Linked DNA regions of Mus musculus: region 1 is linked to region 2. Evidence: chromatin loops called from intact Hi-C (ENCODE). Cell type or tissue: heart. All regions are shown on one strand. Links, peaks and the distances in the headings refer to the core of each region. The heading gives the core; the rest is flanking DNA. Region 1 has its middle 15 kb from the start of Pcnx4. Region 2 overlaps Jkamp (JNK1/MAPK8-associated membrane protein).

Evidence for each region. Hi-C counts contacts between places; a loop is a spot of excess contacts. Peaks named below come from ENCODE experiments on the same cell type or tissue, not always from the same donor. Only the 100,000 strongest peaks of a DNase experiment are listed, where the experiment ranks them.
Region 1: it touches region 2 in a loop (2.7-fold over the local background); 3 of 42 quality-filtered maps call a loop at or near these places.

What each region holds. Positions count from the first base shown.
Region 1 is chr12:72,513,770-72,529,452 of GRCm38, forward strand. It overlaps a transcript of Lrrc9 not described here. Among named protein-coding and RNA genes, the nearest start is that of Pcnx4, 15 kb to the right of the region's middle. In heart, for the core only: a CTCF peak has its summit at 7,087 (motif pointing left); no DNase peak of the experiment used is centred there.
Region 2 is chr12:72,087,701-72,103,383 of GRCm38, forward strand. Jkamp (JNK1/MAPK8-associated membrane protein) reads left to right here. Exons shown (of 7, transcript NM_024205.2): 2 at 1,615-1,706; 3 at 2,256-2,410; 4 at 6,237-6,443; 5 at 6,986-7,167; 6 at 12,347-12,423; 7 at 12,910-13,827. The coding sequence ends at 13,128. It overlaps Ccdc175 (coiled-coil domain containing 175), which reads right to left. Exons shown (of 21, transcript NM_028687.1): 20 at 14,228-14,356; 21 at 13,592-13,720. The coding sequence ends at 13,707. It also overlaps the pseudogene Gm19135. Among named protein-coding and RNA genes, the nearest start is that of Jkamp, 9.7 kb to the left of the region's middle. In heart, for the core only: no CTCF peak of the experiment used is centred there; no DNase peak of the experiment used is centred there.

The DNA.
Region 1 (15,683 bases), core at 2,906-10,905, 430 kb after region 2:
TATTCCCATGTGAAATATACACAAATGAATAAGCATACACATAATTTTTCAAATGAGATTCAGTAGCACTCAGAATTCAAGATGTCTCAGACTCGGCTATTTAGTAACTGCTCATGAGTCTGATAACGACCACTAGAACCCAAACCATATACCATCCTGACCATTTTTCCTACCACTTTAATTTATTCCCAATGTTGCTACAACTTCTCTTCAATGTGCTCCATTTTCTTTAGGGGGAAAAGAAATGCTTCCAAAGTGCTTTAAATGCAGCCTCGGCAGCTACACTGACCCCTCTCTGTAATCAGTTGTTTTGGTGACTCTTTAGGCTGACATGATTCCTAAATGGTCATGAAATTCTTCCCTTCATGCTGTCTTTGGGGACCTTAATGTATATCCAGCACAGAAGTCACTTACCACAGGGTCTTTCCCAGTTATCCGAATCATTGAGCGGCCGTTATATGACTCATACCTACCTTGTCTCTTACAGAATTCGTGGGAGTAACTTTCTAACATCAAATCAGATGTAACTACCTAAAATTAAGCGAGCAGTCATGCAGAAACCAGCAGACAGCAGGCAGTGACATCACTAACATGGCTGAGACGCTTCGCTTCAGCTCTGTGTGAAGATGTCACCCTTGATTAATCTGACTTAATCCGTGATCTGAAATTTTATAGTTATTTTGATCATTCCCCCAGTTTTTATATTGTAACAGTCATGAACTACTTAATACATACAGACACACACACACACGTACAAAAATCTGAGAAGATGAAAGTGATAGGATGTGAAACAAATTCTAGAAATCCAAATTATGGTATCAGAAGCAGTTAGTTGTGAGAGCTCATGGCGGCCAGCCCTGTGGGGACTTTGGTTTGTTAACTAGCTACTCATTCAGAATTACTACAGGTCATTATTAAAGGTCAAAAGTCAACTTGAACATGTCTCTTGTAGCCCGAAACTGTAAAGTCATCACTACAGGCACAGCTGTTTGTAATAGGAAGTAAGACTGCTCTAACTCAGAGACTAGGAACCAGCCGACCAACACAACCATTGCTAAAGCAAAGCCAGTCTTGCTAGTTGAGTTTTGCCACAGGTTACTTTTTAGGGCTGTTCTTTGCAGTGGGAGAAAAGAAGCCAGGACAGCCATCAGACTTGCTTAGTGACCAATGCAAAAGGTGGGCATCAATGTGAGTTTCTAAGTGACCCAACGATGGACGGACGCTGCTGGTTCCTAGTCTGTAAACTGATGGCTAAGTGAACTGGGGCTGTGGGGCTGTGGGGCTGTAAGGCAGTGAGAGAGTGCCTGCTTAGCCTAGCATGCACAAAGCCCTGGGCTCAGGCACTATCCCTGCATGAATCAGGCTTGGTGGCTCGAAGTTAACCGGGGGTAGAGGCAGAAACAGTGAGTTTGATGCCACCTGAACTAGAAGAGACCCTGTCACAGAAAAATCGAGAGCTAAGTTGTTAGTTGTATTTTGCCATAAATAAGGCACATAGTTCAGAAAATACCCTATATTTTCTGAAATATAAATTCAAATATTTATATAAATATTCAAAGCATTGGTTCCATGTTGCATATAATTTTCATACTATTCCAGTGCTCTTTGTATATACATAAGGGGACTTTATATGACTGTTCAAACCCTATAATCTACCTGAAAATAGTCCCAAAGGTATTTTGGAAACGATCATTTCAATATCCATGCAAGAACTTCATGCTTTTTAATGCTTTATTTAAATACTGGCTTTTGTAACTTGCATCGTGTAATTTTTTACATTTCAAACCTAATTATAGATTGATTTTTCACTTCTTACTGTGTGGTTTTTATATAGCTGTTACAGTCAGGGCCTTTGTTCAGAGAACAACTGTGCAGTTCTTAAGATGTCCAGAAGGTGTCTGGGTTGTACTGCAGTTTCCACATCACAATGTCTGAAGCGTGTGCCTATTATGAAATTAGGACTCTGCTCTTTTTTTCTTTATAAATAGAAATGAATATCAAACTTTTATAATAAACTGTCTTTTTAAAATAGTAGAACAAATAAGTGTAATGTTTTTCCTGGGGGGAAATATAAAGCAGAAAAGGATAACATTATACCATACCAATTAAACATTCTGGGATTTGTTTTTATTTCTTCTATAGATCTTTCATAAATGATATCTTTTATGATCATTTTTTAATTTGGGGATATTTTATAAATATTTTTAATTACATCTGAATTTCTTCTTGAATATGAAATAATTTTAATACATAATTTGATAGTGACACAAAGAATAATAATAAACATTAGTTTAGGCACTGTTGGGTGCTGTACAGAATACAGCAAACACAGAACTAGCCTGCAGTGGCCTTTTCATATAAATCACGGTTCTCTTACATGCAAACAGGAAGGGTGTGATTCTGAACATGATTTGGCAGGTTATCACTTTTTTTTCTGCTGTGACAGCAGATGTCACTGATGAAGAACAACTCCCCTGGGAGTATCAAATGGATGAAGTCCCATGTTGTTTGTGGTCAATACATTTGTCTCTATCCCATTCCTATTTAACAAAACAAGCAAAATATCATGAAGAGCAAGAGACATTTTTCTGGGAGTGATTTTAGATGCCCTTTATCCCTGGCGCACATTTTGAATGACTGACTCTACTACTTCTATTGAGATAGGCACGGCACGCACTGTCTCTTCAAAGAAAGTGTGGTTTATGAAAAGGATGCTCTATAATGTCAAATCCTAGATATTTTCTACTGCAAATACATTGCTTTTTCAAATACACATGAATTAGCAGTTAATAATTATGTGCTCTTAAGCCAGCAGTTTGTGTCAGGTTACTAGATAGCTAATGTACATAAAGACTTTAAACTATTTCATTTTCTTCCAATATATTTAGCCTAGATTAAAAAGTATAATTTCTACAACACAAGTAGCATTTCATTGTTCTCAGTAATAGATGTATTTTGCATCAAATGCACTATGGTTTGATTTTCAATTCCACAAACAATCGGATGTGAGAAATTCGCATGTTAATCACCAAGTAGGAGCCTGCTATGCTGAACTGAAAGCAGGTGACAGCAAGCCCATCTTCTAATATCTACACATGATAGTCAACTGTAGTCATAACTGCTCTGTAAGGATCTCCTCACTTACTCCGGTCCTACAGCTTTAGATTCTTCTGATTCTGAGTATTTTGTCCACAATGTACACGATGCCTGTATGTAACATTTATACTGCATGTATATTTATAGGCACTAATGACTAGCTTTAAAGTAATCCTGTGTATGCAATATGCATGTTGTTATTTGCCCAGAGCTATTACATATTATAAGAAACATTCAATGTTTTAAAATATTAGGCCTTAATTACAGCTTCAATTAAATATTACTGACATACTACGAAATAAATTATTCTTAGTTCTGTATTCGTAGAGGCAGCACACATGGTTGAATTGTCTTGGTTTTTAAGGGAGTCTAATCAAGTTGGTTTGTTTATGCATTAGAGGCCAATTTACTTCATCAGAATAAGTTGTCTCTGCAAAACACCTAGAGAATCTTGGAGCTCTTAACTGTTTTCTTGTTCATCTTTCTAATCCTTTTTCATTATTAAGATATTTGTGCAGAAAACCGATACTAAATTACTGTTTAAGGTCACAGCTGCTTTTTAGAACTAGATCAGCCAGGAACACATTGTTATTTTACTAAAAGCAGTCTGTTTCTACATATTTTTATCTTTAAAAAATATCAATTATACCATATAGCACTAATCTTTTAATTTTAATTTAACTTATTTATTCAAAAGGCGCCTTTCAGATTCAATGTGTGCACTTTATCTTAGAATTTTGCTTTTGTAATGACATATATCTAATTAATGATTTAATAGAAGACACTAGAACATTAGACCATGCCTTCTTTTCTGGTCAGGCTGTGACAGGGACCATTTCTATGGGTCCTGAGTCAGAAGTGCATCAGGATAACACATTTTGGGACATTTTAAAATGAATTACATTTTCACAAGTATTAAAAATGTATGATTTTACAGTTGTGTAAATGTAAACTCATAATTGTACATTTTATAGTTTGTAATTTTATGATTCTAATTAATTTATAAATGTATTAAAATATTTCTTACCAGTAGTTTTTTAAAAAGTGATCTTACTATTGTGTAAATCATAAATGCAACAGCTGTATACTTTATTTTTAAAAAATAAAGTTGGTAACATTTAAACACTGTAGCTCATATTCACTGCCTGTGTGCCTTACGGCTTCCTTACCATAATAGGAGGGTTGGTTGTTTTTTTGTTTTGTTTTTTTCTGAAACTCTTTGTGATAATTTTACTGATTTAGCTTCACTCTTTGTTCGGTCTGTATATATAGCTTGGAGTTCTCTCTCTCTTCCCTTCAAAAGGTTTTACAACTGTCTCTATGAGCAACCAAAAAAGACTAATCTAGTGTGTGTGTGTGTGTGTGTGTGTGTGTGTGTGTGTGTGTGTGTGTGTGTAAAGTTTCCAATTATTTCTCATTTCTTCCTCTCAATTTGCCTCAGACAGGTATTTGCGAACAGTGTGCCTGGTCTCACATAGCCTTTCACGCTTTACGGAGGGCTTTGTGAGAGCTCAATCAACATTAATGGTGCATTTCTAGTTAAGGACACAGAATAGGGAGAAGTCAATTTGGGATCCCAGATGAACGAGTGTTTTCAGAAAGAATGGGCACAAATGGGTTGAGCACACAGAAAGCAGAGTGAACTGCCCTGCGCGGAGCACTCAGGCAAGCCCGGCACAATGGGAGACTGAAGCACGGCAGAGCTTTGTGAGAGACATACAATTGGAGCAATGGACTTGCTCCAACCATCTATGTCAAACTTAAAAGATAGGCGAAAAGCAGAGCAAGCGGAATTCTATAGAGAGTGCTGAGGAACAGCAAGTGGAGAGCTACATCTAAAGAGAATGAATGCAGTCATTCACGAACGAAGTCAGAACGGGCACATTTCCCTAGTTAATTTACCTTGGAAGGGCACTTTAGGTATTGAGCCATTAGAAACAACAGAAAGTATTTAAACTGCCACCATTAGAATTTTGAAAGAACATAGTCTACACCTAGTATTTTACAAACATATCTATATGCATTTATGTGGATACATAAAAAAAACTATCTTATATAATTATAGTAAATTCTCACAACCTTATGATCATCATAGTTATGGTGAACTTCTTCCACTCAAAAAGATGGCAATCTCTATCAATGGCAAAGCTGCAAGGGTACAGTTATAGAAACTTGAAACTAGATGCCATGCAGTACATACAGAACATGGAAGTATTAATAACAAATGGTTTTCATTAGTTGAAAAAAGTTGTATGTATTTTTAAATATCCCTTAAATGTATTAATATGCTTTATGGCTTTAATCAATTTAATATCACTATAAAGGGATCTGAAGGGATAATAAATTCTATAATTTAAAGCTGTTAAATACATGAAAAAGATGAATCATAATCTTAATTTACCCATCACCAGCAACTTGGAAACATAACTATACTAAGAATTAGCTATTTACCAATTAGTGGTTTGGGCTGAAAGAGAAAACCCACTTTATATACATATTAGATAGCTTCCTCTGCAGAAAGAGTGAAAAATGAGCTTTGAGACTGAGAGCTTGAGGAGCCGAGTGGCAAGCTCAAGATTACGTTGTTCATTAATTAATTAGGTTGCCAGTGCCTTTCACGCTGTCCCAGGCACACTGCTTACTGCACGAGCGAGCCGAGCACTCCTGGCCCTGACAGCACTGGCTGCCATCAGGCAGAACTGGACCTGTCTCTGCCCCCATGCATTCTAACCTGTCTGCATTGAAAGCCCCGGGAAAATGGCCAAACTTAGGCCCCCTACCAAACCCTTTACAGTGCTTAAGAAGAGCATCTGAACCTCTCAACTTCCCTAACGGCATGGAGCCTGCCTTCCCACTACGGTCCTGCTGGTAGCAAGTTTCATAAAGGAACGGAATTTAAATGTTAGGAAGACAGCTGTGCAGTCCACCAAGTGGCATAAATGCTACAGTGGCTGGGACAGGAGCAGTAGTGATCTATCAGTCTGAATAAAGACTCCATTTCATTATTAACGTAAGCAAACCCTGGCTCAGTAGACAGCAAAACTCTTCTGTTGTGTCTGATTTCCCCAGACTGATTCTTCAGACTTTTTGTTTGAAAGTCTACCCCTGTTCTGTGAGTCATCTTTGGGACTGCCAGTCACGCAGCCTACAGTTGGGATGTGGACTTAGGGAGTGGTTTCTTTAGTTTATGTTCTTCGTGACAATTGATAAGTGGGAGGGTGTGACACAGGCCTCTGGCGGCCACTTGCCTGCCAGCGGAAGAGCCTTCAAAGGGTAAGGCAATGAAAACAAGGTGATATTATTGACTAATATTTGAGTCTCCAGATGATGTCTCAAGACATCCTCTGACTTCCCAGTAAGACAACCAGTATGTTCCTTTGGGGCAATAAAATTGCTGTCATTTGCAACCAACAAGTGATTCCGAACCTCAGTCTAAGGTAAGAAGGGTGGTATCGCTTTTATTCTGAATAATTTATAAATTTATTCTGAGTAAATTATAGTGATTTAGAGAATATTGATTATGAAGAGTGTGAGATAAATTTATAAAATATGTTACTCTAAAGAGCAAAGAAAATACAACCCCTCTTAGGGTTAAAAGGATGAGAAAAGAAACTTACGAGAATATAAAAATAACATCCCCAAAACAGACCCATAGGCACAAGAGCCATACAAGAGTTTTATGTTTAATAAAATAACTTTATGATAAGGAAAGCAAGAACTGAATGTTCTATGTGATATTTTTAAGAGTGACATGGCATAGAGTCTAAACAACACTGTAGTGTAAATCAAAGACCTGGGATAGACAGGCCTGTTGTTATGAATTTATACAATCTTTACTTCTCTGGACCTCCAGTTTCCCACCGTTCATGAAAGTGTCTTTATGTCTACAGAGTTGTGAGTGAGCACTCAAAACAAAGCTCACTGCAATCTCACAGCCACACTTCTTTACCACTACCTGCTGACACTTCTGCTCTCTGCTGCCACCTAGGGGCCAAGGAAAAGAAAGGCGCAGAAAAGACTCAAGGAATACAGATTTTTAAAATCACAAGTTTCACTTTTAAATAGAAGATAATTTGGTGACATTTAAGATTCTTTATCAAGCTGCTCTGTGGATTCAATATTTAATTGTACTGTGCTTTTATTTTGTAAGATAGATGCCTTTTTATTTCTAACACAGAAAAAGACATCCTATCCCCTTAGTCCTTTCTAAAACTTTTTTTTTCATATAAAATTTTTTCATTTTATTTTATTTATTTTAAGTTTTTCTTTCTTTTCACTTTCATTTCTTTTTATTTATTTATTTATTTTAGGTATTTTCCTCATTTATATTTCCAATGCTATCCCAAAAGTCCCCCATACCCTCCCCCACCCACTCCCCCTTTTTGGCCCTGGCGTTCCCCTGTACTGAGGCATATAAAGTTTGCGTGTCCAATGGGCCTCTCTTTCCAGTGATGGCCGACTAGGCCATCTTTTGATACATATGCAGCTAGAGTCAAGAGATCCGGGGTACTGGTTAGTTCATAATGTTGTTCCACCTATAGGGTTGCAGATCCCTTTAGCTCCTTGGGTACTTTCTCTAGCTCCTTCATTGGGAGCCCTGTGATCCATCCATTAGCTGACTGTGAGCATCCACTTCTGTGTTTGCTAGGCCCCGGCATAGTCTCACAAGAGACAGCTACATCTGGGTCCTTTCACCAAAATCTTGCTAATGTATGCAATGGTGTCAGCATTTGGAAGCTGATTATGGGATGGATCTCTGGATATGGCAGTCTTTAGATGGTCCATCCTTTCGTTACAGCTCCAAACTTTGTGTCTGTAACTCCTTCCATGGGTGTTTTGTTCCCAATTCTAAGAAGGGGCAAAGTGTCCACACTTTGGTCTTCGTTCTTCTTGAGTTTCATGCGTTTAGCAAATTGTATCTTATATCTTGGGTATCCTAAGTTTCTGGGCTAATATCCACTTACCTGTGAGTACATATTGTGTGAGTTCCTTTGTGATTGGGTTACCTCACTCAGGATGATGCCCTCCAGGTCCATCCATTTGCCTAGGAATTTCATAAATATATTCTTTTTAATAGCTGAGTAGTACTCCATTGTGTAAATGTACCACATTTTCTGTATCCATTCCTCTGTTGAGGGGCATCTGGGTTCTTTCCAGCTTCTGGCTATTATAAATAAGGCTGCTATGAACATAGTGGAGCATGTGTCCTTCTTACCGGTTGGGACATCTTCTGGATATATGCCCAGGAGAGGTATTGCGGGATCCTCCGGTAGTACTATGTCCAATTTTCTGAGGAACTGCCAGACTGATTTCCAGAGTGGTTGTACAAGCTTGCAATCCCACCAACAATGGAGGAGTGCTCCTCTTTCTCCACATCCTCGCCAGCATCTGCTGTTACCTGAATTTTTGATCTTAGCCATTCTGACTGGTGTGAGGTGGAATCTCAGGGTTGTTTTGATTTGAATTTTCCTGATGATTAAGGATGTTGAACATTTTTTCAGGTGCTTCTCAGCCATTCGGTATTCCTCAGGTGAGAATTCTTTGTTCAGCTCTGAGCCCCATTTTTTAATGGGGTTAATTGATTTTCTGGAGTCCACCTTCTTGAGTTCTTTTATATATTGGATATTAGTCCCATATCTGGTTAAGGATAGGTAAAGATCCTTTCTCAATCTGTTGGTGGTCTTTTTGTCTTATTGACGGTGTCTTTTGCCTTGCAGAAGCTTTGCAACTTTATGAGGTCCCATTTATCAATTCTCGATCTTACAGCACAAGCCATTGCTGTTCTATTCAGGAATTTTTCACCTGTACCCATATCTTTGAGGATTTTCCCTTAGAAACTTTTGCAATAAAATATATAGAGCAATTATTTGTTTGTTTGTTTATTAGATTTATTTATTTATTCTATGTATGTGAGAACAATGCAGCTGTCTTCAGACACACCAAAAGAGGGCATCAGATCCCATTACAGATGGTTGTGAGCCACCGTGTGGTTGTTAGGAATTGAACGCAGGACCTCTGGAAGAGCAGTCAGTGCTCTTAACTGCTGAGCCATCTCTTCAGCCCCACTTCTTTTATTTTTATATGCATTATATATAATTTACGTGTTATTTAATGATGCATGTATGTGTATTTTGAGATAGGATCTCAAGTAGCCTAGGCTGACCTCCAACTCCTTAGGCAGAGGATGACCTGAATCTCTGCTCCAGGCACCTCTATTTCCTGAGTACTAGGATTACAAGTCAATGTATGCTACTGTGTCTGGTTTATAGAACCCAGGTCCTCTTGAGTGCAAAGTAAGCACTCGGCCAACCAAGCTGCACCTCTCGTCCCACCTTAGCCACTTTGTTGGTGTAGGTTGTGGTGAGGAAGACATGCAGTTTATCATTTTAAACTATACTAATGTGCAGTTCATTTTCAGCCACCATCATCATCATCATTCATCGTTAAAGTCATTTTATCTTGAAAACTTCAAAACCTTGTTCTTCCCATTAAATAGCCTCCCTGTCCTCTATCCAAGGTACCTGTCGTTTTGCTATTGTCTTTATGGCTCTGACTACTATAAGTAACTCATATTCGTATAATTATGCCAGTATGATAAACTGTGAGTGGAGTATTTCACAGACATGCCTTTAGGCTTATTCATGTTGCAGTATGTGTCACACTTGTCTACCCACTTAAAGATGACTAAGAATCCACTGTGTGTATACACCACACTTGGTTTAACAACTCCTTCACCTTTGTGCTATTTTAAGTGACCTTTCTATGAACATATGTGAACATATGTGTACAAGCATCCACTTGAATCCTTCTTTTCACTTCTGCTGGGTACTAGATCATATGGTAGTTCTAATTTATTTTTTAAAGAGCCACCATACTTTCCGCAGCAGCTATACCACTTTCCATTCCCACAGCAACACGCAAAAAGACTGTTATACATTAGAATAGCTTGCTCTATCAAAATAAAACGTGATGCTTAGAAAACAGACATAAAATGAGTGTTCAAAGTAGCATCAAGACATCATCACGACACTAACAAAATTGTCAGTTAAATTTCTCCAAGTTTTCTCATTTGCATATTTTTTCAGAACTAGAATACTTCATTCAGCTTTTATGTTATGTGTTTGTGTTTTCCATGATATTACAAAGACAGTATGATCATCTTTTGTGTGTGAGTGTGACAGGGTCTTAGTGTATCTCTGGATGGTCTGGAACTAGCTGTGTAGACTAGACTGGCCTCAGACTCTCAGACATCAACCTGCCTCTGCCTCCCAAATGCTGGGATGAAAGGAGTTAATACACACCTGGCCATAGTTATAATTTTAATGTGTGTGTTATGTTCAACCAAGAAAAATACTGTAATTTTCTCAACCACAAAAGCACACATTATTTAAGTTGCTAAAATTTTTCTAGCCTTATAAATATATAATAAACATATTTATGTGTAAGTACTTTTTAATAATTCCCATAAGAAAATATTAATCAGTTAAAAGATGTATTCTGACAGCTGCTAATATTGGATTTGTTTCCAAAGCTGTTTCATAGATTTTGTATAATTCCCTCCTTTCTAAATGAGGAGCCCATGGCAGGAGGTTCTGTAATTTTTCTGTGAACCATTACGCCTCTAACCAATTATTTATCACCTAATAAATACAAAATAAGTGGGCGCGCAGAGAACTTCCCAGGCTGTGAACATCAGGTCAGTTTAGTCTGTTTAGATACAGCGCTGCTAAGCAAGTGAGGCAGGGCAGGCAATGTCCACACAGCTCAAGTGCAACCGCTGCTAAGGTTTTCTTTGTTGTTGTTGTTGAAAAGAATTTTCATACAGTATGTTCTGATCAAAGTTTCTCCTTTCCCAACTCCTCTCAAATGCTCCCCACAACCTCACCCATCCAACTCCACCTCTGTCTCTGCCTCTGTCTCTGTCTGTCTGTCTGTCTGTCTGTCTCTCTCTCTCTCTCTCTGTGTGTGTGTGTGTGTGTGTGTATGTGTGTGTGTGTCTGTCTGTCTGTCTGTCTGTCTCTCAAACAAGCACATCTTTGAATATCCACAATTTAAGAAAAGGGAAAAAAAAGTACAAAAAACCACAGACAGACATAGACACAAAAACATAGACTCACACTCACACACATACACACCCACCCAGATATACATACACACACACACTTACATACTCATGCTCACACACACATATAAACACACATACAAGCACACTCACATACACATGCACACACACACACATATACACACACACATAAAAACACAAAAGTGCTAAGGTTTTTTTCACTCACTTTGTTCGTTTCCTTTTCTTTCTTGTAATTTGTGTCATTGCATCACACCCTGTTTTAAGTTGCACGGATCTGTCAAACTGTTTATCACAGACTTTTGCACACAATAGGCATCATTTGGGTCAAATTTATTCATGTTTATTTTTATTGACTGGGAATGTTTTTTAAATCACGATTAAAAAGTACATTATCTACACATTAACACATTACAAGGATTCCCTCTTTTATGTTAAAATATGGAATAAAATTAGCAAATAAAGAGGGACTCTTATAAAACTGTCCTGAGAGCCAATGTAGGATTCAATTCTACCCAAATTGTAAATGATAATAGACATGTTACTAGAACTGCCAAACTCTTCCCAAAGCAATCTCCGAGGCTAATCACACAGACAATCACCCTTTTCATTTCTATAGTAATAACAAAAATTTAAGCAATATCTCTTGATTGAAGTTGTCTTGGAAATTGCTGAGTTTGAGACCTTATTTTAAAATGCAACAAGCCTGAAATGTTAAATGCAATTTGCCATGCAGCCTAGAGAAGGGAATGAAGTGCTTGCTACATTTTCCCCTAATTGTTTGTGATTGCAGGCTGAGTAGGCCCGGCACTCCATCTTCAGAACCATTTCTCGGGGCGGGCCTTATCAGTGTTGACCACCAGGTTTAATCAAAAGGAGGCTAAAAATAAAATAACTTCTCCTTTACCAGAGATAAACCTTCACAATGCCAGCTCTAACATTTTTATTTAAGTGACCTTAAAGAAAAAGCTCTCAGTGAGTAAAGTATTGGTTCTTAATGAATTCTTGTTGATTAAGGTGGCATATTACCCCGTGTTAATTCTGACACAAATCGCTGTATCAGAGTTAGCAGTTATAAATGAATCGTGTTTTGTTGGTTTTGGTCTGTAGGGCAATAAATAAAGCTCACTGTAATATTTAATTATGTTATTTAGAAAGTTTATGCAATTAAGAAAGATAACTTCTATTAAAAATTGTATACATTTGCCTTTATTCCTACCCATACATATGATCAATTTCACACAAAAGTCAGAGTGGACACAGTTATCTGGAAATTCAGCGCAGCTATGTTTGTTGCCCATTCTCTTCCCATCACTGAACGTCACTCCAGAGCATCTCGAGAATTTGAGTGACTCACCACATGTCAAATTATCAAGTCTGCCACACACAGTAAATTATAATTCAGACATTAGCACTGACCAAATATGTTTTCCTTTTCTCTATGAAAATCAAATACTTCTTCTACAGTTAAGAACAACATCATTTTAATATTGAATAAATTGTGCATACTCATGTATTTAACAGTGACTCCCCCATTCCCCAAATCAGTTACTTTGTTCATGTCTGATAAGAGGTGAGGGAAATACTGGTCTAGTAAGTGAGGATTATGTAGAGAGGATGAAGTATTCCAAGGTGCTGTCAATAGGGATGCTTTTGTGTGTGAAGAAGGAGCCATTTTCCTCAGGAGGAGGCAGCAGTGGGTAGGGAACAGGTGACCAGTCAAGAGGGAGAAAATTAGACTCCGTCTCTTAGAAATTTTTCACCAGCTTGTAAAGAAAATGCTTTTCGTTCTATGCCTCAATAGAAAGGGGGATTAAAAACTCCCTCTGGATGAGTTTGCATGACATTTAAGTATTTTGAATGTTAAACAATTTGCTTATTGAGAAGGGGCTGACCTAAGCAGAATTCTCTTAAGAAGAAATCAAACTATGTTTCACAGCCCCACTGTTCTAGAGCAGGACTGGGGGTACCAAGGACAGCAAGAGGCTGACTTGGGAGCAAGCTGTGAAATTCAGAGTATGACTCTACACTGAATTAGGAGACTGAAGTTTTCATTCCATATTTGCAGTATTGAAATGAGTATTTTTTATTATATGTGTTAAGCAAAGCATATATTCCCTTAAAATAAACTTTGTTTCTAAAATGTTATTTTCATTATTATGATGCTATAGGAAAAAAGTTTAGAGGGGAAATAAGTCCACGGGGTGGTTTTATATAAAAGCCACAGATAAAAGTGATCCATTATTTCTTAACTCAAAGTCATCTATTGTAAATAAATGTATCTTTTTTAATGTATATGCAATTTCTACTAAACAGTAGGAAGCAAATGTTTCTGTAAAAACAAGTATTTCATAATATCTAGCTGGAGATTGGTAAAGGTTTTCTCGAGTTTAAAAAAAATCTATTTTTAATTAGTACATTAATTCTCTAAACTACACATAAATGAGGGAGGCCAAAGCCTGAGCTTGGGAAACTGTGCTGAGATTACTGTTTTAAAGCAGTTGGCCAGCGTGCACTCCCTCCGACATGACATGCAGGCCAGCGGGGAAGAAAAGCAGGTGCCATGGCGACCCATCAGCACTTCCTCCAGCCGAGGGTGACTGGGCAAGCCGCGAGTGAGCGGTTAGGTGCCTGCAGAACCACGGTGACAAGGTCTGCGTCTGCAGTGCTACCCTAGGTAAGCTGGAGACATCACCAACAGGATCAACAGTGTCTTAGAGTCCTTGTGTACTGGGGTTAGGAAGGAAGTCACTGGAGACAACGGAATCATTTATGCACTGGAGAACCTTGCCACAATTTCAGCCTCCAACACTTTAAATTTTGTTGCAGCAAAGCTAAATTTCAAAAGCAGATCCTCTGACCTACAACTTGTATTTTATGTATAAAACTTGCTAACCAGACTGGAGAGATGGCTCAGAAGTTAAGAGTACAGACTGCTCTTCCAGAGGTCCTGAGTTCAATTCCCAGCAACCACGTGGTAGCTCACAACCATCTGTAATGGGATCTGATGCCCTCTTCTGGTGTATCTGAAAACAACTACAGTGTGCTCATATACATAAAATAAAATGAATAAATTTTTTTTTTATTTAAAAAAAGATGTTCCTGGGTCCGTGGTAGCGCACGCCTTTAATCTCAGCACTTGGGAGGCAGAGGCAGGCAGATTTCTGAGTTCGAGGCCAGCCTGGTCTACAAAGTGAGTACCAGGACAGCCAGGGCTACACAGAGAAACCCTGTCTCAAAAAACAAAACAAAACAAAACAACCAAAAACCAAAACCAAAACCAAAACAAAACAAAAGATGTAAAAAATAATTTGTTAAGCATGGTTTTACTCCCTCTAAATAATAGGAACAACCTCTAATTTTTAATGTCTGTATTATCTTGAAGACAGCATCACCATAGATATTATAAGAAGAAATTTAAACTAATGTGAGCTTTTCTAAGCAAGTGAAGACAGGTCTTAACAAAAAAGAAAGATAATGTTTACAGGATTCTAATGGCTAGCACATTTATAATCAGATTTAGAAGGCAGATACCAGTGAAAAGTTAGCGACTTGAAGTTACTGTAGTTCTAACTTTAGAAACTGTTACGAATGACAGGCACCGTATTTTTGGTATCCCTGTCAACAGACGTTGCTGGTGCCCAATCTTGATCTCTGATACTGGGGTGAAGGCTGAAGTCTGCATAACCAACTCTCAGTTGTAGATGACAAAACAAAGGGGCATCTCTTTGTAATTCACATGTAACTTAATTGTATAGCCATAAAGTACAAATATGTAGATATTTACAGAAGTAGTATGCTATTAAAATGTGAACTTCCAGTAAAATTACCTTTTGTTAATTTTTAAATTAACTTTTAATTTATTTAAAATAAAAATTAGATTAATTTTTAAAAATTAAATGTACCCTAATTTAATGAAACAACACTAGACAGGCATGGTATCATACAACTTTAAATTCTAGAATGCAGGAGGAAGAGGCAGATGGGTCTCTGTGAATGTGAGGCCAGCCAGTTTACATAGTGAATTACAGAGTGAGACACTCTTAAATAAATAAGTAAATAAGTAATTTCTTTCAGTCTTCTGAAATAGTTATGTCTTCTCTTTCTGAGCAAATTTCAATTTCTAGTAAAATTGTTCTAAAATAACTAGCCTAGATGCATGGCTCACATCTGTAACCTGAGCATCTGGGCGGTGGACACAGGCAGACTACTAAAAGCACAAAACCAGTGGAACCAACCCTTAGTCTGTTGTAAAAGTAAGAATAGCACCACCAACAAAAAGCCTCTAAAACTTAAAATTTTCATGTATGAAGTTATCGATGGCAAATGACAGTGAAATGTACAAGCTATCCAAGAAATCCTTGACTGCTTTTAAAAATAAGTCTTGGCTGGTCTAAAACTCTCTTTATAGACCTGTCTGGTTTCAAAGTCATAGCGGTCTGCCTGCCTCGACCTCCTGGGTGCTGGGAATAAAGCCATGCACCACCAGGCCTGGGAACAATGTTTA
Region 2 (15,683 bases), core at 3,905-11,904:
CATCCCTTTAAGAAATTGATTGCAAGAAATTGATTGTTCTCAAGTAATTGCTCAGAAGCTCAGTGCCAGCACTGATGGGATCTACCCTTGTCAAAAATCATAAAAACTGGGCTAATGCTTTGATATGGAGGTGAATTGATTTGTTTTAAAGACCTACCTTCTGCTCTGAAGTTCTCTTTTCAGAATGTGGACAATTCAGCATTTCTGTTATGAATAAAAAATGAGTCTGTGTGCCCAGTGTCTCTATTTGGCCAAATGAAGAATAGTGACTGTAGCTGGTCTTTGTAGTTTTACCACTCCTTATCAATAGATAGGAGAGAAAGATGCACAGGTGGGGGGGGGGGGGTGTTTAGATAATAAAGATCTCTGAATCTAATTTTTTTCTTGCTTCTTCTTTGCTTGTAGCTGGCCTTTGCTGCTTTGCAGATTCTTTTTCCCCCGACATACACTCTCTGGTCCTCCTTTCTCCCAGTTTCATCCCCTGTCACCAGATAGGAGAGAAGGAAGGATGGGGGAGGGGAATAGAGCTCCTTGAATTTCTTCTTGTTTCTTCTTTGAACATAGCCACTGACTGCACCCAAACCTCCTCAACGACCAACCACCCCTACCCTGCCTCTCAGAGCCCTACCATTACTCTCTGAAGAGTTTCCAGAATTCTAAACGTCACACAACTGCAGGAACCTTCTGCTAGAGCCCGAGGCGAATCACAGTCAGCTGCTGTGAAGCAGCCTCATATCCCATCCCCATGCCTGAGACTAAAATGAAAGCATAGTATTTTGAATTCTCACTACAAGTGGCTTTCTATCCGAGATTTTTCTTTTCTTTTCTTTCTTTTTTTTTTAAGTTTTATTTATTTATTTTATGTATGTGAGTACACTGTCTCTGTCTTCAGACACACCAGAAGAGGGCATCAGATCTCATTAAGGATGGTTGTGACCCACCATGTGGTTGCTGGGATTTGAACTCAGGACCTTCGGAAGAGCAGTCTGTGCTCTTAACCGCTGAGCCATCTTTCCAGCCCCCGTGATTTCTTTTAATTAAAATTTTAAGTTGTGTGCTTGTGTATGGTGTATGATAGGCATGGGGCTGGGGGTGTGCCTGCTACAGCCCACACATGGAGGTCAGGAGACAGCTCTCTGGAGTCCTCTTTACCATGGGCTCTAGAAGTCAAGACTCCTGAGTTAGTCAGGCGTGCTCATCAAGCGCTTTTACCAGAGCTACCTCTCTGGCCCCTATCAGGGATTTCAATAATAATAATAATAATAATAATAATAATAATAATAATAATAATAATAGTTCTTATGACCTTATAACCAATGAAACTCTAAACTCCAATCATAGGGACTGGCTTCCTAGAGCCATTGGGAAGATTCAGGGTTAGGTGTCTGGGGCTAGAACCTGCTGTGCTGGTTAGAATAGGAGACTCCAGAAGAGCAGCAAGATGCAAGTATAACTTTCTGTGCTGTCACAGTGTGACAGTGTGTCGAGACTTGTCTGTTATGTAATTTTAAAGTGAGGTTGAGATAGTTGTTGTCAGTTACTTCAGCTATTCTCAGGCTACTCTTGTTTATAATCACAAAAGATGTTACTATACTGGCATTTGTTTTTAAAAAGCTGTCGATATTCAACCAGCATGCCTTGGACTCTACTGTGGGAAGACCCTATTATTTAAAAATGGCTCAAGTGAAATCTATGGAGAATGTGGGGTAAGTCCTATGTTGATATTATTTCATTGTAAGATTTGTTTGTTCTGGAAACGTTGTACATGTAGATTTTTTTTTTGTTAAATATATTCATGAATGTATAAGAATATGGTATTAATAAAAACCTTGTTTATATTGGCATGGTGATAACTATATTAAACCTTTCTTGACAGTCACAGATATTAAAAGATACTTTATAATGTCTAAGTACTGTCTAATAATTTAGCAAAGTGTTTTGCATAGTGAATTAACATGCCAACTCCAGAATACTTCTGCAGTAGTCTTTGTATGATGTTACTAACAAGGTTTTTCACTGAATATTAGCTAGCTATTTTAGCAACTAAATGAAAAGACTCTTCATTAGCATTTTATAGATAGCACAGGTCATGTGGATTTCTTGAAGTGGCTTCTCTTTGAGATTTCTTCTTATTCTGCTTATAGGCTTGGTTTTCTTTGTTAATTTTCAAAAGCTACACATACATACTAAGATGTTTAAAATACAGTGGAATCCCTTATAGAATGATCCTAAAACAGTATTTATACCTGTTGTAGGTATGCCCAAGAGGACAGAGGACCAATGCACAGAAGTACTGTCAGCCTTGCACAGAGTCCCCAGAACTTTACGACTGGCTCTATCTGGGCTTTATGGCTATGCTTCCTCTTGTTCTGCATTGGTTCTTCATTGAATGGTACTCGGGGAAAAAGAGGTGAGCATGTGTGATCGTATCTGCGTAGACTAGTGCTGGGGGAAGGACTACTTATTGTCATGTCAAGTCACAGTCTTCTGCTGACTGCCACCCTCAGCCTGTTTCGAAGGGGACAACTTTCTCTTTTTCTTTTTCTTTCTGTTTCTTCCCTGTAATAAGAAAACAGTAGTAGGGCAGATCTTAGTGCGTGTTAGTGATGTTCTCCTTAATGTTTCTCTCAGGGCTCTTGAAAGAACATTATTTCTCAATGATAATACGGAGTTTCTGCAAAAGTTGGGTATAGTCACAGGCTATTACTGTTTTAGAACAAATACTTTATAACTTTTTAATGCTAACGATCTAGTATGATTATGAAAGCTGACTAATGCACTGTTGGCGCATTTATTGAGCAGTGTATGTTGCCGGAAGTATTAAAAAATGTCACCATCCCAAGCTATCGCCGGCCCAGCGGCCCTGCCGCCTCCAAGGCTAGCCTCATGCAGAGACCAATCATGGCTCTTGCTGCGGATTCTGCTCACATTCCCAGCCATCCACCTGCTGTGGTCAGTGGTCCCAAATCCCAGTAACCCGGTAAAATCAAAGCTCTAGAGGCTTGGGATTCATATGTCAGATTTATGTCAGTAACTCTCACCCCACAAAACGCCCACACAGTGAACTCAGAGCCAATTAATATTGATATAAATTGCCCACCTAGATAAGACAGATTGTCCTGTAATTATCCGTCCCTTATAAGATATTCATAGCTACCTGTGGCTATTTAAAGCCACAAGGAATCTGGATCGTCTTTCTCTTTCTCCATCTTCCTTCCTTCTCTCTTTCCTCTCTCTAAAAATCTCTGCCCGCCTTCCTTTTCCACTGCCCAGTCACAGGCTTCTTGTATTAATATTTAAATTAATTGGGGGAAAATTCTGGTACAGTGTATTTTATGTTTGGAAGATTAGAGAAGACAGACTGGTATCTGATGATAATATAAACCTATCTTAGAGATGTAGTGAAATTCTCTTGTCAACAAAACACTTAGGAATCAGAGAGAATCAAGAGAAAAAGCATGCCTTAATGGGATCCAAAAGACTTAAGGAGAAAAGCTAAGTGTTTTGGTAGAAGAAAGACTGACTGGTGATGTGGAGGGTCATGCGAGCTGCAGTGGTCAAGGGTAGGTTGTAAATGAAGGAAAGATAATACTGAAGGTGGACGGAGGCCAGAATGCGGAGGCTCTTGACAAACATGTACCTGGTCCTCTAAGGGAGTGGGGAGGCAGTCTTCCTTAGCTGTCTGAGCCTGAGTAGGTTTTTTTTGTTTGTTTTTTCGGTTTTTTTTTTTTTGTTTGTTTTTTGTTTTGTTTTACAAGACAGGGTTTCTCTGTGTAGCCCTGGCTGTCCTGGAACTCACTCTGTAGATCAGACTGGCCTCGAACTCAGAAAATCCGACTGCCTCTGCCTCCCGAGTGCTGGGATTAAAGGCGTGCGTCACCACGCCCGGCTTGAGCCTTAGTAGTGTTAATTCCTCACTTGCATGAGATTTTCCTGCTTTGGAGGTTTTACTTTCTCCAAACCCTTTTTGCTGCCTGACGTTAGAGAGGCAGAAATGAACGTGGTGTGACTGAAAAATGAACACTGATGGGAGACTGACAGAGGAGGAAGGCTGAGTCCAGAGGCTCGGGGCTGAGGAGTCTCATAGGCCATTCATAAAGCTGGGACATTGTCAACTGTCTGGGACCTGAGGAGCTGGAAGAGTGGGGCCACCTGCAGCCTGACTTCAGCTTCAGTGTACTTTTATACACGAATGTAACAAAGGAAGCAATGACCCAAGGAAGAGCGTTTGAGGTCAGAAAAACATGTAAATAAACCTCAGTAAGCACATACTAAATATTAACACAGCAGCCCTTTCCAGACCTTGCTCAGCACAGGCAGCTTAAGCACATATACTGATTATAGCTGAGAAAGCACGAAAACAAGGCAGAAGGCTGTATCCAGATCCAGGGCACACTGACCAGATCGGGATCTACAGCCATGTTCTGACATCTGACAAGAGTAAACATGTCTTATACATTAAATGTAGATGTTGGTCACGGGATGCATGAAGTCACATCCAGGAACAACCCAGGGAACAAAATGCACCTGAGGTGAGAGGCCCTCGGCTTTTATCCCTGGAGCCTTGCTCACAGTTCCCTAAGGCATCATTCACCATGTGTCACTCTTTGGACTGCGCTCCGACGGGGCATAGTTCCAGAGCTGACGGTAAAGAGCGCAGGGTTGTCCACATAGATGAAACACGTCTTGAGGTAGAGGGTAGAGCCTGTCCATATATGTGGAGGTGCAGAGGAACTGGAAGCAGTTTAGTGTGGCCATGCGGGGGTATAAGAGAACGGTGGGAAGGAGGGTTTTTCTTGAGATGCAGAAGAGATCTTAAGGTCAGTTGAAGTGACACAGATCTGAGGAATGTATCATTAAATGCTCCTGCTGCTGTGCAGGCATCAGTTACACAACAGCCACAAGGTACATGGAGAACACAGACCCATGGGGCCACTGTCATGTATGTGGACTTCATAGACTGACACACCATGCAGTATATGACCACAGTTTTATAAGTGGAGTTTTGGAATCCACTTTTATTTTCAAAGATCACATGGTTGACTCTAGATGGATTGAAATGTGATGAAGAGATTCCTGTCGTTATGAGGTAGGTTTGGCTTTTACTCTAGAAGTATGAATTATAATGAGCCTGTGTTGCTCAGATCATACAGCGTGTGCTTATTCACACTGTGCACGCAGTGTTCTTATCTCAGAGGTACTTCAGCTGCTCAGTAGGAGTGACCCTAAGGCTGTAACTGGAATCCGGAAAATACTCGAGGGAAGCAATCCCAAGGATTCTACTCTTTCAAAAAGTGACTGAGGGGTTGGAGGGATGGCTCAGTGGTTAAGGACACTAGTTACTCTTGCAAAAGATGGAGGTTTGGTACCTAATATCCACATGGTGGCTTACAACTTTTTCTGGAGCTCCAGTCCCTGGGCACCAACCCCCTCATCCATAGCTCCATTTGCAGTAGATCTGACACCCTCTCCTGACTACCACAGGCCCCAGGCATCATGAGTATACATAACACACATAGGTTTTTAATTAAATTAATTAACTAGTGAATTAAGTAACCAGGTACTTAATTATATAATTGACTAGCTAATTAGCTAGGTAAGTAATAATTAGGCTGTCGATTAATTAATTAGTTAATGTTTTGAGACAGGATCTCACGCTGTAGTCTAGGCCTACGTGTATCTCGCTGTGTAGCCCAGGCTGGTCACAGTTTTGTGGTAATCCTTTTGCCCAAGCCTCCCCAGTGCTGAGATTACAGCCATGAGCCATGACACCCTGTTAGTCTGGAAATATTCTGCTTGCATCTGTGGAAACTGCGAAATGGCTCATCAGGATATAGATACGGTGCACATGCTCGTGCTCTCTCTCTCTCTCTCTCTCTTTCTCTCTCTCTCTCTCTCTTGTGCCCTCACATGGCAGAAGGGACAAAGACAGCCCTGACTCCCTGCATGAACAGACTAATCTTTTAGAATGGCAGACCTTCAGACTATAGCAACAGGGTTGTCTGAGGTGCTGATGTGATTAGCTTCTGTGCACTCTGAAGAGTGTAGTTTCAGGATAGGGCCCTAAACACACACCTGCTTTAACCCCAGTACTTGGGAGGCAGAGGCAGGTGGATCTCTGAGTTCGAGGCCAGCCTGGGCTACAGAGTGGGTTCCAGGACAGCCAGGGCTACACAGAGAAACCCTGTCTCGGCCCACACACCCGACTGAAGACTGACACGGTCCTGTCCCTGCAGCTCCAGTGCTCTTTTCCAGCACATCACCGCGCTCTTTGAATGCACCATGGCAGCTATCATCACCTTACTCGTGAGTGATCCCGTGGGCGTCCTTTACATCCGTTCCTGCCGCGTTCTGATGCTTTCTGATTGGTACACGATGCTCTACAACCCAAGTCCAGATTACGTCACCACGGTGCACTGCACTCACGAAGCCGTCTACCCACTGTGAGTATTTACTTAGACCCAAGACCGCTGAGAAAGAAATGGTTGTAGATTTCACTGATTTCAAGATTGATCATTGTGAACTTACAGGTGAGGTAGTAGAAATTATTTTCTTCTCTGGATACATACAGAGTATAATAAGAGGAAACATCATGTCTTAATTAAGGTTTTACTACTGTGAACAGACACCATGACCAAGGCCACTTTTATTATAAGGACAACATTTAAATGGAGCTGGCTTACAGGTTCAGAGGTTCAGTCCAGATTCATCAAGGTAGGAGCATGGCAGCATCCAGGCAGGCATGAGAGTTCTACATCTTCATCTGAAGGCTGCTAGGAGACATATTTTCAAATACACCAAACCTCATAAACAGACAACAACCAACCAACAAGACAGTGTGTGTGTTTGCTTGTTCTCCTTCACCAGGCTAAGTATCTTAGTGGGTGGGCGAAACAGTTTGAATCCCCTTTTAAGGTCTTTGATTTAAGACCGTCAGGGATGAAGGTTCTGCACATATCGACATCACAAATTCCTTGTTTTACAGGTACACCATCGTGTTCGTTTATTACGCGTTCTGCTTGGTGTTAATGATGCTTCTGCGGCCTCTCCTGGTGAAGAAGATCGCATGCGGACTCGGCAAGTCTGACCGCTTCAAAAGTATTTACGCAGCTCTTTACTTCTTCCCCATCCTGACCGTGCTGCAGGCGGTCGGTGGGGGCCTCTTATGTAAGTTTCATGACGAAAAGTCACTGTTTTCCTCCCAGCTAAACTTTATAACTCTTTCTTTAAAGTCATCCTTTGATCTTTGAAAGGTAGGCTTTAGTATAGATTTCTGCTGAAACATAATGTTATTAAAAACAGAATGGAATAGAATTTCTCAACAAATTGAAACTGAAGTTTGTAACTAAACTGGAAGATTAAAAAATTCTGAGCATAAAAATTTAAAAAGCTTTATATATAATGGATGAAAAATTATGTTGTCAATAAGTATTGTTTGCTATTGTCTTAGATTTCTAAGGTTCCTTGCAAAAATCCTTTATTCTTAAAATCGTTAAAGAAGATGTCTTTTAAGATAATTTGTTTAGCAACTTTGGGTTAAATTGTGTTAGAAGAATAGGAGTATCATTGTTATAGCTAAATCATAGCATTAGGAGCAAAAGCAGAGATTTCCAAATAGCCGGGGAAACATAGGAGGGGACTTTTGAATATATTTCCATTTTCCAAAAAGGTTGCATGGTGTCTTTCCTAAGAAGTCTTCCAAGAAGCAGAGGACAAATCTCTTGGTCCAGGACCAAGCAGGGACGGGCACTGTACAGCTCAGTATTGTAATTTGGTTTAAGAGGAGATTGGAGGCTCCTGGCTCCTGTCACTCATGTTCCAGCTCACAGATCACGCTTCATTTAGTTGCAAGGTGTCTGAGAACACCTAGGCTCCATCCAGCTCCTAGCCTTCCCTGTTAGCTTCAGCCCGCTTTGCTTATTTGCTTGCTTTGGTATTAGGACTTTATTAGTTTTTATTGCTGTGATAAAATACCATGACCAAGGCAAGTCCATTGAGGCTGGGAATTGTGGCAGCAGGGGATAGATATGGCAGCGAAAATAGCTGAGAGCTCACATGTCAGACTGCAAGCAGGAAGCAGAGATGAAGTAGAAATGGCCTTACTCTTTAAATTCTCAAAGTCAGACCCCAGTGACACACCACTGACAAGGCCACACCTCCTCAACATCCCAGATAGCACCACCAACTGGAGTATTCAAACACTTGAGCCAACGGGAGCATTCCCATTCAAACCACAGGGACCCGACTAGGACTTATGTAGAAGGGTGACATGAACAGATTTGCATTTTGGAACGATAACTTGATGGATTAAATAACAGTGGATCGTCAGAGGAGACAAGCTGGGGATCTGCTTGGAGACACCAGCAATGGGCGGAGCCTGCCTGCCTGCCTCACAGCCTGATGCTAGGGATGTGGGGCCATTTCAAAGGCAGGCATTATTAAAGCAAGGAACAAATTGAATGAAGGTTTGGTATAAACTGAAAATATGATAAAGTAACCTTTAAATAACTGATAGATGGGTAAACAAGTGGAAATAAGTAGATTGGAAAAGTGAATTTGTTTTAAGTATTCAGAATCTTCAAGAGGTCATAGATAGTAATTTATAGTAGGTGTTTGGAGGGACTGTCTAGGCTGGAGTTACGTACTGTCACCCAGTCACTTTTGAGTCACACCCTCAATGTCTAGGTGCCTGCATGTGAGTCACAGACGAGCTCAGCCTACCCTGCTTTAGCTAGACATCAGTAAAGAGCTGAAAGCTGACATTCCCAACCCACAGGAACACTCTCCGAATCCGGTGGACTCAGGCATTGCTGTGACTGAGGTTGAGCTTATTGATAATTTGGGAACCATTGCTAAGTCTGACTGAAATACTGAAGGAAGCTCTCAGGCTGTTGCAGATGTGTTCATGATTGGGCCATTTGGTGTTGGATTTTGTTCTTCCTTTCTCATGGCAAAGACGTGTTTGAGGCCACAAAGCACAATGCTGATGGAGCAGCCTGCCTGCGAGTTCTGTGCTGGTGGAGCCTTCACTGGCTGTGTAGACCAGGGTGAACCCATGGTTGGAGTACGAAAGTGACCTGCCTCAAAGAAGACCAAATGGAATAGTTAGAGGTGGGTCAAGGCAGCAGCGAGAAACACAGTTAACAGTTACCCTGCTTCCCTCCGTCTGGAGAAGGAATAGGAGATCATGTGAGTGATGGGGTGGTAGAGACAAAATAGAGGAAGAGAAGGAAGTGAAGAGAAGCCTCAGACTGAAGGTCAGCGGAGGGTGATGACACTAAGAATAAGAGAAGAAAGGAGGGAATTTCAGGATGAGTACGTTAATCAGGAGAAGCCGAACAGGACCAAGCCCTTTTGGAGCAGATTCCGATCACATCCCTCAGGAGGAATATGGCTGCTTCTGTGAGAGCCTCTCCAGTATGTGAGGGGAAGGCTTGGCAGGCAAGCGCTTGTCTGCAGTTAGGATGGAGCTCAGGGTGGCACCCTTGGCCCCTTGGCAAGCTTCTTCTGACTTCTTTGAGAATCCGAAGTGCAGTAACCCTGAACTCTGTTCACCGTGTTCAACATGGACAGCTGCGGTGAGCTGACGCCCAAACAATGCAGTTACATCTGTGGCACTGCTGACTGAGGGCTGCCTCTGAGAATCTTCCAAGATGCTCCAACAGCAAAAACGTTTCCACAAAAGCATTGTATGGAAGTGCCATGAGCTCTTCTCTGAGAACCATAAGTGATTCTGCCAGGCTTTCTCCTAAGAATCTAAGGCTTGGAATCCCTGGAGATTCCACTAAGCAGCGACACCTTTCTGAGCTGCTGAGCTGGCTGTCTGGAGTTGGCTTCTCTGTCAGCACGTGTCTCGCATGACGGAAACTCTGTACTCTGGTGAGAGCAGAGGGCAGCTGGGCACATATTGAGAACAAAGATGGATGTTTATGTGACAGCCTTGTTGGCAAGTACTGGATGCAGAAGCTCAAGGAGTTTGATGGGAAGAGCCTGGTCTTCATGGCCAAAGCATGCGGAGCTACCAGAGGAGAACAAGGTGGAGCTTGAGAACGTCTGCACCCTCATGGAAGCTGCCTTGGATAAGAAGGTCGAGGAGGAGGTAGTCTCTGCTGGGCTTGTGTCTTCATCTGCTGTATTAATGAGCGTCTTCAGGCCATGAAGGCCCGGCACTTTTGACAGTCAAAGGGCTTCTGGCAATTAGTCCCAATCATCCCATTGTGCAGACCCTCTGGTACAAGACTAAGGCTCACAAGGATATCAGGGATCCAGGGCACTGCTGTTAGAAGTTTCTCTGCTTGCTTCTGGCTTCTGGCATGAGGACTCCCCAGACCGTGTCCAGCCAAACCCCTCCCATGCTGAAGTGAGGTGAGGCCAAAGGAGCCCAGTGCTGCTGTTGCTGATGATACCTGGAACCTGAGGATGATGGGCTTCCATGTGGGGATGGATCGCAACGGAAGCAGATTAGGGTCCCCTGGGAAGCCTGGCCCGCTAGAGTTTCCTCATGGCTCCTCAGAAGCCTCAGGTGGCCCTGGCCTACGTGGCTTCCTCTGCTATTGTCTGGTGTTCTCTTCAGTCTCTGTGTGTTGAAGGCCAGAAAATCACTTTCACCTGAGAGCCGGGTTGGCTGTTGTGTACCGCTTTTGTTTCATTTTGTCCTGCAATTAAAATACATACATTCAAACGTAGAGTTATAAGTAAGCGTCTAATCCTTCTGGCCTAACTTTTTGGAGCTCTTGGAGCTAGAAGAAAGGGGAGAGCTATGGAATCGGGGAGGTTTGGAATGTTAACTCGGAAGAAGGTGGTCAGATAGCATTGCTTCCCAAATCACAGCTATTGCAAGTGTTTCTTTAGGTAGCAGAAATAACTCCCTCATTTCCACACCTTTTGCTAACAAGCCTCCACTCATATTTGGAAGGAGCATCAAGTGGTTCTTCTTTTTTTTTTATTAGGTATTTTCCTCGTTTACATTTTCAATGCTATCCCAAAAGTCCCCCATACCCACCCCCCCAACCCCCTACCCACCCACTCCCCCTTTTTGGCCCTGGGGTTCCCCTGTACTGGGGCATATAAAGTTTGCAAGTCCAATGGGCCTCTCTTTCCAGTGATGGCCGACTAGGCCATCTTTTGATACATATGCAGCTAAAGACAAGAGCTCCCGGGGTACTGGTTAGTTCATATTGTTGTTCCACCTATAGGGTTGCAGTTCCCTTTAGCTCCTTGGGTAATTTCTCTAGCTCCTTCATTGGGGGCCGTGTGATCCATCCAATAGCTGACTGTGATCATCCACTTCTGTGTTTGCTAGACCCCAGCATAGTCTCACAAGAGACAGCTATATCTGGGTCCTTTCAGCAAAATCTTGCTAGTGTATGCAATGGTGTCAGCATTTGGAAGCGGATTATGGGATGGATCCCTGCATATGGCAATCACTACATGGTCCATCCTTTCGTCACAGCTCCAAATTTTGTCTCTGTAACTCCTTCCCTGGATGTTTTCATCAAGTGGTTCTTATTGTTTGCGGGCTATTGTGTTAGTCACAGAGGCCTCACAGCAAAGTAGGATTTTGGGAAAGGATAAGTCATTTGTTTTTTTAAAGGAGAACAGCAGGGTGAGCAAAATTCACTGGGCAACGTCTGGTAGTTTAAGGTGCTGGGGATTAATAGCCTGGGGGAGAGAAGGACTGGGGATGGTCGTGAGGGGGTCAGCCACAAGCTTCCGGCTTAGACTTATTCTTGAGCCAGTGCTGCAGTGTGACAAAGGAGTATTAACTAAGACGTTAGATGATAAATGAACTTTTCTAAAGACCGTGAAAGCTGAGTTATTGCTCTTTTGGTCTTCTGGTCTTCTCAACCAAGATCCCTTTTCTGGACCATAAAGCACAAAGAACTGGGTGTCCCTCAGTCCACTTGTTTGGTACGTAGCTGCTTGTAGCAGCCTGGCCACGTGGGAGAGAGGTTAATTCTTTTCCGTGAATCCATCAGCTGCCTCAACTCTCTTAGCTATTGACAGGTGGCCAAAGTTTAACATTTTTAAGAGATTGAGAAGAAAATTCAAAAAAAAAAAAAAACTAAACAAACTTGTTACTGTGTAAAAATGATATGAAATTCATATCTCACTGCTTCTGAGAGTTTATGAGACCAGCGGCAGAGCTGCTCACTGGCATGAGATCTGTGCTGATTGCACATCACACCTGCGAGCGGGGAGTGGAGAAGAGACTGTGTGGCCTACAAGGCCACAAGTATTTGTAATCCGCAGAGAACTGGCTGTCATGCCCCAGCTGGCTGAGAAAGGCTCCGGAAGAGCTGTGTTCTGCCTCAAGATTACTTTCTAATGTCTGTCTCTTTTCCAGATTACGCCTTCCCGTACATTATATTAGTGTTATCTCTGGTTACCCTGGCTGTATACATGTCTGCTTCTGAAATAGAGGTAGGAAATTAATTGGTTTTCCTTTGTTATGGTTTTAGGGTTTTTTGTTTGTTTTGTTTTTGTTTTTAACTAAGAGCTGACAATTGAATGGAATAATACATATGATATGGTAAGGTACACTAACTGGTTCAGTGATTCTTGGAGATACCGGAGACCTCAGAGTCAGGGAGTGAGGGTTCTGGAACTGCAGTGGGCCTGGATGGAGAGAGCATGCTCTCTACACTTCCTCTTTAGTTCATGTCTATCTCAGGAAGCTTATGTTCCCCAAGTAAATGGTGACATGGATGAGAATGCAGAGAAGGGCTCTAGGCCAAGTATGGCTGCCGAGGGCCTGTGTGGCCCTGTGGACGGTGTGATGGCTAGACCTGGGGCTCTCAAGTCCGTTTTAGCTCAAGCTTTCAGAGTCCCAGCCATGAGTGTATAAGGAGCAGTGGTTTAGCTGGGTTTGCTAATCTGTTTCTCTTTTCCTTTCCAATGATCCCATAGAACTGCTATGATCTCCTGGTCAGGAAGAAAAGACTTATCGTTCTCTTCAGCCACTGGCTACTGCACGCCTATGGCATAGTCTCCATCTCCAGAGTGGACAGGCTGGAACACGACCTACCGCTTTTGGCTTTGGTACCTACACCAGCTCTGTTTTACTTGTTTACTGCAAAATTTACCGAACCATCACGGATACTCTCAGAAGGGGCCAATGGACATTGAATATAAAATGCCAAAAAAAAAAAAAAAAAAAAAAAAAAATCCCGAAAAGTATTCTTCATTAAAAAAAAGTAAAGAAGAATTAAAATGTATTAATAGCATTCTTTCATACATGGGAAGAAGATTGTCCAGATATTATAATGCTTGTGCTTTATCTTTGGATTTATTGGACCTTGTGGTTACACTTGGAGACTACAGGGCCTCCTGTTACTGTGCTCTGCCTATCTTAGCTATCACACCGGAAGCCCAAACAGGCAGGGGTAATTGCTCTTTGGAGCACGGCCATGTTTTTGTACACCTGTGCTGATGGTGTCTCCCTGCTTTTTGTGAAGAACCTTTAACAAGTGTATTCTGAACTCAATTGCTGTGGCATCATTATGCCTTCTGTTGTCTATACATTACCTTCGAGGAATTACAAAGGCAGATGTGCTTGTGGAGTGTGATGGCAAAAACAGAAACAAAGGATGTCTTTGTCAATGGCTATTTATTTTCACCAATACAGTGTTTAGTAATATTTCAAAAATAAAGCATAATTTATATAACGAACTTTCTGTTTAGAGACAGTTTGGTTGAAGACATGTTCAGATTATTGTTCCTGTAAAGAAGAAAACAATAAAGAATTTAATTGTAAAATAACTCCATGTTCTGATAATTCTTTTTTGCTACAGTGATTATGGAAGTAATTAAAAATGTTAAGCATTACGACTCATATTTCTTCTGTCTACTGAATAAATATGCTCACTCCCATTCTCTCATATTCAATTTCTTAAAACAAGATATATAGGCCACACTGTATTGATCCTGAGACTTTTTTCCAGTCATGACATTTCTGAGTCAGGATCTTATAACTGGAAGTCTCTGAGATAGAGTGAAATATGACATACATAGAAGGTCCCCGTGGCTGGTTTTGGATGGGTAAGTGGCCATGTTCGTATCTGAAGGCTTTGAGAGACTCATGTTCTAGCCATGGAAACAAAGACCCTTAGCCCAAAAATCTGGCCATGTGTATCCATTTGTGATTTGAAAAGTTAGTCCCCGAGTCTGCTCATGGCAACTCTGAAGACTTCTACTGATGCTACAAAACAAACTTAAGAGCACTCACGTGGCCTGTGCTTCTTCTTCCGGCTTCTTGATTGTTTCTTTAACATTTTGCAGATCCTGCTTAATGTGAGTCTCCTAGCATGAGAGGATGGGGAAAAACGAAGTATTTCTTGATTCTTTTGCTTCTTTCCTATAAGAAAAAAATTGGGTTTTGTGGTTATTACTGAATATTAAAATGCTGAGTTGCTCCAAGAATCCACATGTGAGAGGTGACATGTCTGATGTGCCACCTCTGAGCCTACTGCATTTGAAACTGTTTTGACAGTTACCTTCCTATGTCCTCTCCTAGCAAAAAAAAGTCTGTATAAGAGAAGTCATAAGATAAAAAGGTTACAATTCTGCAGAGGCAGAGATTGTTAGGGATACTCAATTACTTCATGGGAACAAAGTTATTAATATAGCCACGCTAATTATTCATGTTAGTAACGTTTGATAAAATGTGTTTATTAAAAATATGCAAAACAGGAGGCAGAGGCAGGTGGGGCTACAGGCTTGGAAAATCAAATGCCAGCCTTGGTCTACAGAACACGCTTCAGGACATCTGGGGCCATAAATAAATAAATAAATAAATAAATAATAAATAATAAAATTTGTAAAACAGCTCTCATCCTAGTTCAGCGTCCATCATGTTTGAGGTCTTCATGACACATTGCAACTTAAGGCTAGAGTACTTTGCTATTCAGACCTGAATAATTTGAAAGGCAAAAATACTCTCTTAATGTGGACTTCTAGATGAGTTTAATTTATCCAAAACTATGAATTTAAAGGACTTTGCTGCTCACTGGAGCCATGTAGAAATTAAAAAAAAACAAAAACAAAATGTGCCTGAGCTCACCCCGATACTCATGATAAGCTGGTCTAGCATGCAGCCTCAAGGTGGATTCTTTTTTTTTTTTTTCCTTCTAACCTAGATGTGGAAGGTTGAGAACCACCGGCCTACAAGTCTCCCTTATCTAGAGCTTAGTTTTCCCAAGGGGCATTTTGGGTTTGGTTTGGTTTGGTTAGGCGTGGCTTTCCCAAGACAGTCTTGTTACGGCTGTTATGACCTACCCTGGGTGACCTTGAGCCTCTGGATCCAGACTGCCTCAGCCTCCTGGGGCAGGGCTCGCACAGTGGGGTTTTCACGATACCCTTTGAATTATTCAACAAATGATTTCACTTTACTCTCTGTAATGTTAATTTTACTGTAACTATAAAATTGAAAGTAGTTATTTTTTCAGAATTAAATGATCAAAAAAATGGGCGTAATAGTATTGAGTCACTTTTCCATCATAAAATGAAAAGGCCACTTTGACCATGCTAAGAATTGGTTTCTCAAAGCATGTTATGATCTACAAAGGTCTTTCTGCAAGGAATGTGTTATTTGATCAATACAAAACACCTGCATGTAACTGAATGCTCAAGGGAGTTGGAATTTTAACTGAACAGATAGTTCTTAAATGCAAATGGATAATCTG